Regions from separate parts of the Homo sapiens genome. Here region 1 is linked to region 2. Evidence: read pairs that join two places in POLR2A ChIA-PET (ENCODE). Cell type or tissue: PC-9. All regions are shown on one strand. Each heading gives the region's core, and the rest is flanking DNA. Links, peaks and the distances in the headings are about the cores only.

What was found. Peaks named below come from ENCODE experiments on the same cell type or tissue, not always from the same donor. Only the 100,000 strongest peaks of a DNase experiment are listed, where the experiment ranks them.
Region 1: POLR2A ChIA-PET joins it to region 2 with 5 read pairs; 1 of 35 experiments calls an interaction of 5 or more read pairs at or near these places.

The regions. Positions count from the first base shown.
Region 1 is chr19:4,858,668-4,863,667 of GRCh38, reverse strand. PLIN3 (perilipin 3) reads left to right here. Exons shown (of 8, transcript NM_005817.5): 2 at 2,257-2,339; 3 at 3,644-3,842; 4 at 3,996-4,078. The coding sequence starts at 2,274. Among named protein-coding and RNA genes, the nearest start is that of PLIN3, 6.5 kb to the left of the region's middle. In PC-9, for the core only: no CTCF peak of the experiment used is centred there; a DNase peak (open chromatin) is centred at 2,297.
Region 2 is chr19:5,508,022-5,515,738 of GRCh38, reverse strand. No RefSeq gene overlaps it. Among named protein-coding and RNA genes, the nearest start is that of TINCR, 56 kb to the left of the region's middle. RefSeq lists enhancers at 2,310-2,809, 7,496-7,665 and a cis regulatory region at 7,580. In PC-9, for the core only: no CTCF peak of the experiment used is centred there; a DNase peak (open chromatin) is centred at 3,698.

The DNA.
Region 1 (5,000 bases), core at 1-5,000, 650 kb after region 2:
TTTGTATTTTTAGTAGAGACGGGGTTTTGCCATGTTGGCCAGGCTGGTCTCCACCTCCTGACCTCAGGTGATCCTCCTGCCTCGGCCTCCCAAAGTGCTGGGATTAGAGGTGTGACCCACCACATCTGGCCCATGTGAGTTACATTTAAATCTCTTTTTTTTTTTTTTTTGAGACAGAGTTTCGCTCCTGTTGCCCAGGCTGGAGTGCAGCGGCGCGATCTCGGCTCACTGCAACTTCCGCTTCCCGGGTTCAAGTAACTCTCCTGCCTCAGCCTCCTGAATAGCTGGGATTACAGGCATTCGCCACCATGCCTGGCTAATTTTATATTTTTAGTAGAGATGGGGTTTCTCCATGTTGGTCAGGCTGGTCTCGAACTCCTGACCTCAGGTGATCCACCCGCCTTGGCCTCCCAAAGTGCTGGGATTACAGGCGTGAGCCACCGCACCCGGCCTTTAAATCTCATTCTTTAGCCACTGCATTGGGATACACTTATTTTTGTTTTTGTGTTTTGAGACGGAGTCTCACTCTGTTGCCCAGGCTGGAGTGCAGTGGCGCGATCTCACCTCACTGCAACCTCCGCCTCCTGGGTTCAAGCGATTCTCCTGCCTCAGCCTCCTGAGTAGCTGGGATTACAGGCGCCCACCATCATGCCTGGCTAATGTTTGTATTTTTAGTAGAGACGGGGTTTCACTATGTTGGCCAGGCTGGACTCGAACTCCTGACCTCGTGTTCCACCCACCTCGGCCTCCCAAAGTGCTGGGATTACAGGCGTGAGCCACTGTGTCTGGCCACACTTGTTGTTTTCTTATTCCCCTTTTGCTGGGCATCCAGGTTGTTTCCAGTGTCATGTTGTGGCCAGTAAGTCCACACAGCTCTGCTCATGTGGAAACACAGGTGTGGGTTCTTCCCCGAAGTGAGGTTTCTGGGTCAAGGGGAAGATGGCTCTTGGAACTTGACAGCTATTGGCAAATTGTCCTCTACAGAGGTTTTAGGTCATACCTGGCTTGCTGGAGTACAGGTGAGCCCTGAAGGGACTGTTCCCAAGCCTTGCTTCCTGACGTGTGTCCCAGGGACCAGCTGCATCAACACTGCCTGGGAGCCTTTTAGAAATGCAGGGTCAGGGCCGGGCATGGTGGCTCACTCCTGTAATCCCAGAACTTTGGGAGTCCAAGGCAAGAGGATTGTTTGAGACCAGGAATTCGAGACCAGCCTGGGCAACATAGCAAGATACCATTGGCCAGGCACAATGGCTCACACCTATAATCCCAGCACTTTGGGAGGCCGAGGCGGGCGGATCACGAGGTCAGGAGATCAAGACCATCCTGGCCAACATGGTGAAAACCCGTTTCTACTAAAAAAATACAAAAAATTGGCCAGGTGTAGTGGCACACGCCTGTAGTCCCAGCTACTGGGAAGGCTGAGGCAGGGGAATTGCTTGAACGTGGGAGGTGGAGGTTACAGTGAGCCGAGATCGTGCCACTGCACTCCAGCCTGGCGACAGAGCAAGACTCTGTCTCAAAAAAAAAAAAAAAAGATAACATCTCTACCCAAAAAGAAAAAATTAAGTAGGCGTGGTGGTGTGTGCCTATAGTCCTAGTTACTTGGGAAGCTGAGGCAGGAGGATCCCTTAAGCCCAGGAGTTAGAGGCTGCAGTGAGCTGTGATTGTACCACTGTACTCCAGCCTGGGTGACAGAGCAAGACCCTGTCTTTAATGAGAAAAAAAAAAAAGAAAGGATCAGGTGTGGTGGCTCACACCTGTAATCCCAGCACTTTGGGAGGCCAAGGTGGGTGGAACACAAGGTCAGGAGTTCAAGACTAGCCAGGCCAATATGGTGAAACCCCGTCTCTACTAAAAATACAAAAATTAGCTGGGCGTGGTGGTGGGTGCCTGTAATCCAGCTACTCGGGAGGCTAAGGCAGGAGAATTGCTTGAAACCAGGAGGCGGAGGTTGCAGTGAGCCCAGGTTGCCCCACTGCACTCCATCCTGGGCGACAGAGTGAGACTGTCTCCAAAGAAAATAAAGAAAAAAAAAAAGAAATAGGGGGCCAGGTGAGCCCCATCCCGAAGCTTTAGAATCAGCACTTGCTATTGAACAAAGTCCAGAGGTCACTCTTGTGCCTGCTAAGGACTGAAAGACACAGCTGTAAGTCATGGGCAGGTGTGAACCCTGTCTTCCAGCTGCAGCGTGGGCCTGGACTTTCTCCTGGAAGGTGGGGCCAGGCAGGCTGTACCTGACTGTTCCTCTCTCCTCAGCGTCTGCTGCAGAGACCATGTCTGCCGACGGGGCAGAGGCTGATGGCAGCACCCAGGTGACAGTGGAAGAACCGGTACAGCAGGTGAGGAAGGGCCGGGACCAGGGACTGCCCCGACCCTGTGATTCCCGTGCAAGGAGGCTTCCCACCCCAGGGTGCCCTGGCAGGGAGCCAGGGATCTGCCGGCAGCTCACGGAGCCAGAGGGATTTATTCCTCAGTGGGGTATGGACCACTCACTGGTGTCCCCAGTTGGGAGGGGGGAATCTCAAAGGCCCTTGGAGGGCCTGAGGGAGCAGGGTTCTGTCTGAAACTACCTGCCCTCCCCAACCCCTGAGCCAAATCATCCTCACCTCTGAAGGCTCTCTCAGGGACGTCCTAGGAGGCCAGTTTCTATTCCAGATCTCTCATCCTCAGGTGATTTTATTTTATGTATATATTTTTGAGATGGAACCTTGCTGTGTCGCCCAGCCTGGAGTGCAGTGGTGACATCTTGGCTCACTGCAACCTCTGCCTCCTGGGTTCAAGCAATTCTCCTGCCTCAGCCTCCCAAGTAGCTGGGGTAACAGGCATGTGCCACCACGCCCGGCTAATTTTTGTATTTTTAGTAGAGACGGAGTTTCACCATGTTGGCCAGGCTAGTCTCAAACTCCTGACCCAAAGTGACCCACCCGCCTCGGTCTCCCAAAGTGCTCGGATTACAGGCGTGAGCCACTGCTCCTGGCCCCAAAAATAATTAAAATTTAAAAATCAAGTGGTGCGCTGGCTGTGACCCATGGGCTGTGGTCTACAGCCCCCGGTTTAGACCCTAACTGCCATGAGAATGGAACTGTTGTCCCTTATCACCACCTGGCACATCGCTGGGATAAAGTGCAGGCTCATGTAAATAGCCTGTGTTCAAGGAAGCACGTGGGCTGAGTGCGGTGGCTCACGCCTGTAATCCCAGCACTTTGGGAGGCTGAGGTGGGCGAATCACGAGGTCAGGAGTTCAAGACCAGCCTGGCCAACATGGTGAAACCCCATCTCTACTAAAAATACAAAAAAATTAGCTGGGCGTGGTGGCACCCGTAATCCCAGCTACTCAGGAGGATGAGGCAGGAGAATCGTTTGAACCTGGGAGGTGGAGGTTGCAGTGAGCTGAGATCGCATCAGTGCACTCCAGCCCGGGCAACAGTGCAAGACTCCGTTTCAAAAATAAAATAAAAATAAAGGAAGCACGTGGCGAAACCCCAAGGTTCCTGGCTTGTGCAACTGCCTGGATGCAAAGTGTGGGTAAACTGAGCCGTTTCACTGGCCAGGAGTAAGAGCAAAACTGCAGGGCACCCTGAGTTTCCGGCTGAGCTCCCCATCTTCCCCCACCCAGTTTGCCTGAGCCACTTCTCTCCTGTAGCCCAGTGTGGTGGACCGTGTGGCCAGCATGCCTCTGATCAGCTCCACCTGCGACATGGTGTCCGCAGCCTATGCCTCCACCAAGGAGAGCTACCCGCACATCAAGACTGTCTGCGACGCAGCAGAGAAGGGAGTGAGGACCCTCACGGCGGCTGCTGTCAGCGGGGCTCAGCCGATCCTCTCCAAGCTGGAGCCCCAGAGTGGGTGAAGTCCCAGGGGGCACTGAATTCCCCTCCTGGTCATTTCCCTGGGTGGGGAGTAGGGGGGTCTACCCAGCTCTTGGTCCTGTCCCCCTGAACCATTACTAGGTGACCTTCCAGCAGTCACATTTGCGTCTTAATTGTTGTTGGCAGTTGCATCAGCCAGCGAATACGCCCACAGGGGGCTGGACAAGTTGGAGGAGAACCTCCCCATCCTGCAGCAGCCCACGGAGAAGGTAACGATGTCCGTCCTCAGGGGCTCTGTCGAGACAGGGACCTACCTGGGTGTGGAGTGCGCTGGTCCCAGCTTAACTAGACAAGCTTGATGGCATCCTCCCTGCTGCCTCTCCTGTCGGTTCCCATCCCCACCCCGAATCCACTCCCCACAGGGTAGCTGGAGGAATAATTGCAAAGCCAGCCAGATTACAGGCGCCTGCAACCATGCCCATCTAGTTTTTGTATTTTTAGTAGAGATGGGGTTTCACCATGTTGGCCGGGCTGGTCTCGAACTCCTGACCTCAGGTGATCCAGCTGCCTCAGCCTCTCAAAGTGCTGGGATTATAGGAATGAGCCACGGTGCCCAGCCCACTTGTTTTTATAATAAAGTTTTATTGGCACACAGCCATGCCCATTTATTTACATATTGTCTATGACTGCTTTCACCCTACAATGGCAAGGTTGAGTAGTTGTGACAGAGACTGTGACCCACAGTACTGAAAATCTTAGTTACGTGGCCCTTTACACAGAATGTTGCCACCTCCATAACTTATTAGTCAGAAAAGGTTGGCGGCAGGAAAGTCAAAACATCAAAACACCATGTTCCTGGCCGGGCGCGGTGGCTCATGCCTGTAATCCCAGCACTTTGGGAGGCCAAGGCGGGAGGATCACCTGAGGTTGGGAGTTTGAGACCAGCCTGACCAACATGGAGAAACCCCGTCTCTACTAAAAATACAAAATTTATCTGGGTGTGGTAGCGGGTGCCTGTAATCCCAGCTACTCGGGAGGCTGAGGCAGGAGAATTTCTTGAACCCTGGAGGCGGAGGTTGCAGTGATCCGAGATCATGCCATTGCACTCTAGCCTGGGCAGCAAGAGTGAAACTCCATCTCAAAAAAAAAAAAAAAAACCAAAAAAACACCATATTCTGGCCAGGCGCGGTG
Region 2 (7,717 bases), core at 1,070-6,069:
TATCCATGGGAATAATTAAGGAGAAGTGACTCTAGTAAGACCATTGCACCCTTCCTTTTTCAGGAACAGCACCTTAGATTTTTCTGGGAGGAACTTCCCTGTCTTGCTTTTGGTTCCTGAAGTCCAGGCAGGGTCAGCTTCAACCTGGGAACCAGGGAGGGAGGCTGTGACCCAGTGCAACCCTACCCCTATGATCGTGAGGTCACTTTTTTTTTTTTTTTTTTTTTTTAAGGCTGAGTCCTGCTCTGTCACCCAGGCTGGAATGCAGTGGCATGATCTCAGCTCACTGCAACCTCTGCCTCCTGGGTTCAAGTGATTCTCCTGGCAAGTAGCTGGATTACAGTGCCCACCACCACACCAAGCTAATTTTTTTGTATTTTTAGTAGAGATGGGGTTTTGCCATGTTGGCCAGGCTGATCTTGAACTCCTGACCTCAGGTGATTAGCCCACCTTGGCCTCCCAAAGTGCTGGGATTACAAGCGTGAGCCACCACACCTGGCCTTGAGGTCACCTTTGCATGCGAAGGCTGTATACTGCTAACACCTGTGACATCTCCTGTCTGATGGTGTCCTGCTGGCTGTTGGAGGCCATTTGGTCCTGTGCAAGCCAGGCCAGAGGGCAGGAGAGCTAATGCAGCTTTCCACCTTTACAGATGGGGAGTGGGTGGATCAATACTTCAGCTCCCTGACCCATCTGTTGGGATAACTCCAAGCAGGTTCTGTACCTCCCAGAGGTTCCCAGTGGGACCGAGCCCCAGTTTCCCGCACATTCACCTGCTCATTAACACCCCTTGTGTTGGCTCTTTCCCTCCCTTGTCTCACTTTCCTCTCCCCTCCCAGTGATTCCTGGAATGCTTTTTTTTTTTTTTTTTTTTTTTTTTTTGAGATGGAGTTTTGCTGGAGTGCAATGGCATGATCTCGGCTCACCACAACTTCTGCCTCCCAGGTTCAAGTGATTCTCCTGCCTCAGCCTCCCAAGTAGCTGGGATTACAGGCACGCACCACCACATCCGGCTAATTTTTGTATTTTTAGTAAAGACAGGGTTTCTCCATGTTCGTCAGGCTGGTCTCAAACTCCCGACCTCAGATGATCCACCCGCCTCGGCCTCCCAAAGTGCTGGGATTACAGGTGTGAGCCACTGCACCTGGCCCGGAATGCTTTCTTCTAGATAAACTCCTTGCCCCACAAATCCTTGCCTTAAAGTCTCTTTCTAGGGAGGTCCAATCAAAGATACCCAGGGCTGGCCAATCAGAGGATGCTACACCTCTGGCCTCAGTGATTATCTCAGGGCCATGACCCATGTTGTCCCAATCAGAGAGAACTCCTAAATATTTGGTGGACTTGTGGGTGAAGTCCTGCTGTGGGGTAAGAAGACACATTTTCCTCAGGGGTTGCTGAGCTGATAAATGCCTTGTCCTCCTAGGACCCATCTGATCACCACGTGGAAAAGCCTCCTGTGAATGAAGTTAATTCAGAAGAAAGCAGATGGTCTTGACATGGCTTCAGCACCTGGATCAAACCGTGCCTGAAGGCATACTATTATTTACAATAGCTCCCTTTTTGCTGAAGTCAATTGAAATCAAGTGTTTCTGTTTGTTCTTTGTTTTTGTGACTTTTAGAGTCCTGGCTATTGAAGAGCTGGTAAAGGTGGTCTCGTGGGCACTATATGAGTTTGTTAGGGCTGCCAAAAAGAAGTACAAAGGCTGGTTGGCTTAAACAATAGAAATGTGTTGTCTCACAACTCTGGAGGCTGGAAGACACCTGAGACAAGGTGTTGACAGGGCTGATCTCTTCTGAGGTCTCTCTTCTTGGCTTTTCAATGGCCACATTTTTCCTGTGTCCTCACATTGTCTTCCCTCTGTGTGTGTCTGTGTCCTCATCTGCTCTCTCTCTATTTTTTTTTTTTTTTTTTTGAGACAGAGTTTCACTCTTGTTGCCCAGGCTGGAGTGCAATGCCGCAATCTCGGCTCACTACAACCTCTACCTCCCACATTCAAGCCATTCTCCTCCCTCAGCCTCCCGAGTAGCTGGGATTACAGGCATGTGCCACCATACCCCGCTAATTTTGTATTTTCTTTCTTTTTTTTTTTTTTTTTTTTGAGACGGAGTCTCACTCTGTCGCCCAGGCTGGAGTGCAGTGGCCCAATCTCGACTCACTGCAAGCTCCACCTCCCAGGTTCACGCCATTCTCCTGCCTCAGCCTCCCTAGTAGCTGGAACTACAGGCATGCACCACCACGCCCAGCTAATTTTTGGATTTTAGTAGATACGGGGTTTCACCATGTTGGCCAGGCTGGTCTTGAACTCCTGACCTCAGGCAATCCACCTGCCTTGGCATCCCAAACCTTCCTTCTTTTCTTGAGACAGGGTCTCGCTCTGTTGCCTAGGCTGGAGTGCAGTAGGACGATCACAGCTCATTGCAGCCTTAGCCTCCCAAGCTCAAGCAATTCTCCTGCCTCAGCCTCCCAAGTAGCTGGGACTACAGGTGCAGGCCACCGTGCCCTGCTAGTTTTTTTGTAGGAACATGGGTCTGGCTATGCTGCCCGGGCTGGCCTCGAACTCCTGAGCTCAAGCAATCCTCCCACTTCGGCCTCTCAAAGTGCTGGGATTTCAGGCGTGAGCCACGGCACCCGGCCTTGCGTGTCTCCATGGTGGCCTGGGCTGCCCTTCCTCACCTCGGCAGTCCTTAAACGATTTCTGCACCATCATTTTCAGGACGCTCTGCAGTGTCGCTCAGTCTTTTTGCACCAGGAAGCTGGAGAGCGACCCGGAGTGGGAGGGATAAAGGACGCCGAGGCGGAGGTGAGAGGATGGCAGAGCGACGGATGGGGCGACATTGATCATCTGCACAGCCCTGGGCCTCTGTGGCCACGTGGCTGGTGGCTTTTGCAGAGACACTTCGCATTGCAGACTCAGCACTTGGCTCATCTTCCCGGACCGCCACCAGCCTCTGCCGAAAAGAAAAAAAAAGCGTGCTGAGCCCCTGAAACCGCCAAATAACCCGAGCAGGGTCTCGATGAGTGGCCTCTGTAGATCATCCGCAAAGCCCTGGTTTCTTCCCAGAGGCAGGGAAGGCAGTGGACGGCAGCCAGGGGAACTTGGGTTCAAATTCTAGCTCTGCCGCCCACTGGGTGACCTTGGACACGCCCTTCAACCTCTCTGAGCTCTCTCCTTTGTAAAATGCTTTTCCAGAGGAGTCAGCTAGGGCGTGAATTCTGGAGACTGATCAACAAATAGGTGCTCAGTGAAGGATAGTAGCCATACAACCATAATAGTAATTATACAAATCACAAGTAGTTACAAATACAAAAATACAAATACAAATACAAAAAAAAGATCCACGGGCTTTGCGATCACATGTGCATACATTTAAATTCCAACTTCGGAATTTATGGAGCAAGAGGGATCATTGGCAAGTTGTTCAGTCACTGAGTCTCAATGTTTTGATCAGTGCATTAGGTACAGTGGTATTTTCTTCCCTGGTGGAGCCTGTGAGGAGGAGCTGGGGAGGCAAAGAGGGTCAAGTGTATGACTCCACGCTCAGGGTGTAATCAATGCCCAATGCATGAAAGTGCATAATCTCAGCACTTTGGGAGGCCAAGTTGGGAGGATCGCTTGAGCTCAGGAGTTCAAGACCAGCCTGGGCAACATGGTGAAACCCTGTCTACAAAAAATACAAAAAAACCGGGCCAGGCGCAGTGGCTCATGCCTGTAGTTCCGGTTACTCAGGAGGGTGAGGCAGGAGAATGGCATGAACCCGGGAGGCGGAGCTTGCAGTGAGCCGACATCGCACCACTGCACTCCAGCCTGGGCGACAGAGTGAGACTCTGTCTCAAAAACAAAAAACAAAAAACAAAAAAACAGAAAAAACAAAAAACAAAAACAAAAAACCTAATTAGTGGCCGGGCGCGGTGGCTCACACCTATAATCCCAGCACTTTGGGAGGCCAAGGCGGGTGGATCACTTGAGGTCAGGAGTTCAAGACCAGCCTGGCCAACATGGTGAAACCCTGTCTCTACTAAAAATGCAAAAATTGGCCAGGCATGGTAACACACGCCTGTAATCGCGGCTACTTGGGAGGCTGAGACAGGATAATCGCTTGAACCCGGGAGGTGGAGGCGGCAGTGAGCCAAGATCGCACCACTACACTCCAGCCTGGGCCACAGAACAAGCTGTAGGACGTGGTGCTGTCTGCCTGGTGGTTCAAGTCAGCTGTTGTAGTTGGCAGAATAATGATCCCCCAAAGATGTCCACATCCTAATCTTAGACCCCATGAATGTGATTCAATGGCAAAGGAGAATTAGGGTTGCAGGTGGAATGAAGGTTGCCAGGCAGCTAGTGATGAGAGAGAAAGATATTATTCTGGAGTACCTGGTGGGCCCAAATCATCGCAAGGGTCTTTTAAAGTGGAAGACAGAGGCAGAAGAGAGAGAATCAGATAGCAACACAGGAAGGACCAGGCCTGGCCGGGCGCGGTAGCTCACGCCTGTAATCCCAGCATTTTGGGAGGCCGAGGCGGGAGGATCACTTGAGGTCAGGAGTTCAAGGCCAGCCTGGCCAACATGGTGAAACCCCATCTCTACTAAAAATACAAAAATTAGCCAGGTGTGGTGACGGGCGCCTGTAATCTCAGCTACTCGGGAGGCTGAGGCAGGAGAATCACTTGAACCCGGGAGGCAGAGGTTGCAGTTAGCAGAGATGGCGCCACTGCACTCCAGCCTGGGCTCCACCTCCACCTCTCAGGTTCAAGAGATTCTCCTGCTTCAGCCTCCTGAATAGCTGGGATTACAGACATGTACCACCACGTCCGGCTAATTTTTTGCATTTTTAGTAGAGACGGGGTTTCACCATGTTAGTCGGGCTGGTCTCAAACTCCTGACTTCAAATGATCCACCCACCTCGGCCGGATCCCAATCTCAAAGTGTCGGGATTACAGGCATGAGCCACCGCGCCCGGCCTGCAGGCTCCTCTTTAGCTGTCTTCCTGCCTTACAGGGTGAGACTCTGTCTCAAACAAACAAACAAACAAAAAAACCAAAGAAGGACTAGACCAGCCACTGCTGGCTGTGAAGGTGGAGGAGGGGGCCCTGAGCCAAGGGATGCGGATGTCTCTAGACGCTGGGAAAGGTGGGAATTGGATTCTCCCCTGGAGAGTAAGATCTAGTGGGATCAGGAAGAGGCACAAAGAGACAGTTCCAACCTCCACAACTTTGCATTTGTGATGCCATGTCCTTCCAATCCCAGCTGCAGCTACGCCTCCTCCAGGAAGCCTCCCTGGGTCCCACCGTCCTTGTGGCCCTGTCGTGTCCTGCAACGGAGAGCTCAGAGGGTCTGGGGACTGTCGCAGGTCCCTCCCCCTTTTCCAGGTGCACTGCTATCATGATTATACGTCACTCTAGAAAAAACTGATTACATTGCAACCTGACCTTCTCCCTGTCTGCGGGGCCCATTACCACGTCAATCAGATGGCTCAGAGAAGGAAAAATTATTTTATCTTTAACAATACTTAAAACTGCTCAGCAGGGCCATCTTGGGGACTGGGCGTTGGCAGCTGTGGGTAGGTGCTCTGGGTCTCTGCATCCTACAGGCTCCCCTTTATTTATTTATTTATTTATTTATTTATTTATTTATTTTTGAGACGGAGTCTCGCTCTGTCGCCCAGGCTGGAGTGCAGTGGCATGATGTCAGCTCACTGCAACCTCCACCTCCCAGGCTCAAGAGATTCTCCTGCTTCAGCCTCCTGAATAGCTGGGATTACAGGCATGCACCACCACGCCTGGCTAATTTTTTGCATTTTTAGTAGAGATGGGTTTTCACCATGTTGGTCGGGTTAGTCTCAAACTCCTGACTTCAAATGATCCACCCACCTTGGTCAGATCCCAATCTCAATGTGTCGGGATTACAGGCATGAGCCACCGCGCCCGGCCTGCAGGCTCCTCTTTAGCTGTCTCCCTGCCTTACAGAAAAGTCTGGAACCTTCTGATTTGCAAACTGAATTCCCACCCTCCTGGGCCACCCCATCCGCAAAGGGGGCTCGCCCTTCCGGAACCAGCCCAGATCCCTCTCTCTTGTCTCTCTCTTTGTCTCTCTGTCTTTGCCTCTGTCTCTCTCTTTGTTGGCACTGGGGAGACCCAAGAATCGAGTGCTCATGGGCTGGTGGGTATCCACAAATCATTTCCTCAGCCTGAGCACCGCGTGATGGAGGGGCCACCATCACACCCATTGTGCAGTGTGGAGACCGAGGTCCAGAGACACAAAGCCCTGTTTCTGTTTCTTTTTTTTTTTCTTTTTCCTTTTTTTTTTTTTTTTGAGATGGAGTCTCGCTCTGTTGCCCAGGCTGGAGTGCAGTGGCGCAACCTTGGCTCACTGCAAGTTCTACCTCCCAGGTTCACGCCATTTTCCTGCCTCAGCCTCCCGAGTAGCTGGGACTACAGGTGCCCGCCACCAAGCCTGGCTAATTTTTTTTTTTTTTTGTATTTTTAGTAAAGACGTGTTTTCACTGTGTTAGCCAGGATGGTCTTGATCTCCTGACCTTGTGATCCACCTGCCTCAGCCTCCCTAAGAGCTGGGATTACAGGCGTGAGCCACCGTGCCCGACCCCTCTTGCCTCAATTTTCCCATCAGGTGAATGGGAGTCAGTCTCGTCCCTTACGGGCTGTTGGGAGCTGGAGTCCTGCCCGTCACAGAAGGATTGTGAGGTAAGATACAGGACACCCAGTTCAACTTGAATTTCAAATAAACAGAAAATACTTTTTTAAGAAAAAAAAAAAAAAAGTCTGAGTATACCCCAAATATTGCATGGGCTATACTTATACTAAAAACTCACTTGTTGTTTGGCTGAAACTCAGATTGAACCCGGCATTCTGTATTTTTTTTTTTTTCTTTCAGACGGAGTCTCACTCTGTCGCCCAGGCTGGTGTGCAATGGTGCGATCTTGGCTCAATGCAACCTCCACCTCCTGGGTTTAAGCAATTCTCCTGCCTCAGCCTCCTGAGCAGCTGGGATTACAAGCACACACCACCATGCCCGGCTAATTTTTGTATTTTTAGTAAAGGCAGGGTTTCACCATGTTGGCCCGGCTGGTCTTGAACTCCTGACCTCTGACCTCAAGTGATCCACCTGCCTCAGCCTCCCAAAGTGCTGGGATTACAGGCATGAGCCACCGTGCCTGGCTGGCAACCTGTATTTTTATTGGCCACATCTGGCAACCGGAGCATGAGGCTCTGGAGAGATAGAAGGTTCTGGACATTGTGGGGCAGACTCATTTGTATCAACAGTATCAGGTTGTCCTGGCTGCTATGAGGACAATGTTGAGATTTCCCAACAGAGTGCTGGAAGATTTGTTTTTTTTTTTTTAAATTATTACTTGGCCGGGCACGGTGGCTCACGCCTGTAATCCCAGCACCTTGGGAGGCTGAGGCGGGTGGATCACAAGGTCAGGAGATTGGGACCATCCTGGCTAACACGGTGGAACCCCGTCTCTACTAAAAATACAAAAAAATTAGCCAGGCTTGGTGGCAGGCCCCTGTAGTCCCAGCTACTCGGGAGGCTGAGGTGGGGGAATGGCGTGAACCTGGGAGGCGGAGGTTGCAGTGAGCCGAGATGGCGCCACTGCACTTCAGCCTGGGCGACAGAGCGACACTCCATCTCAAAAAAAAAAATTATTACTTTATTTATTTTAATAGAGACCGGAGTCTTGCTGTGTTGCCCAGGCTGGTC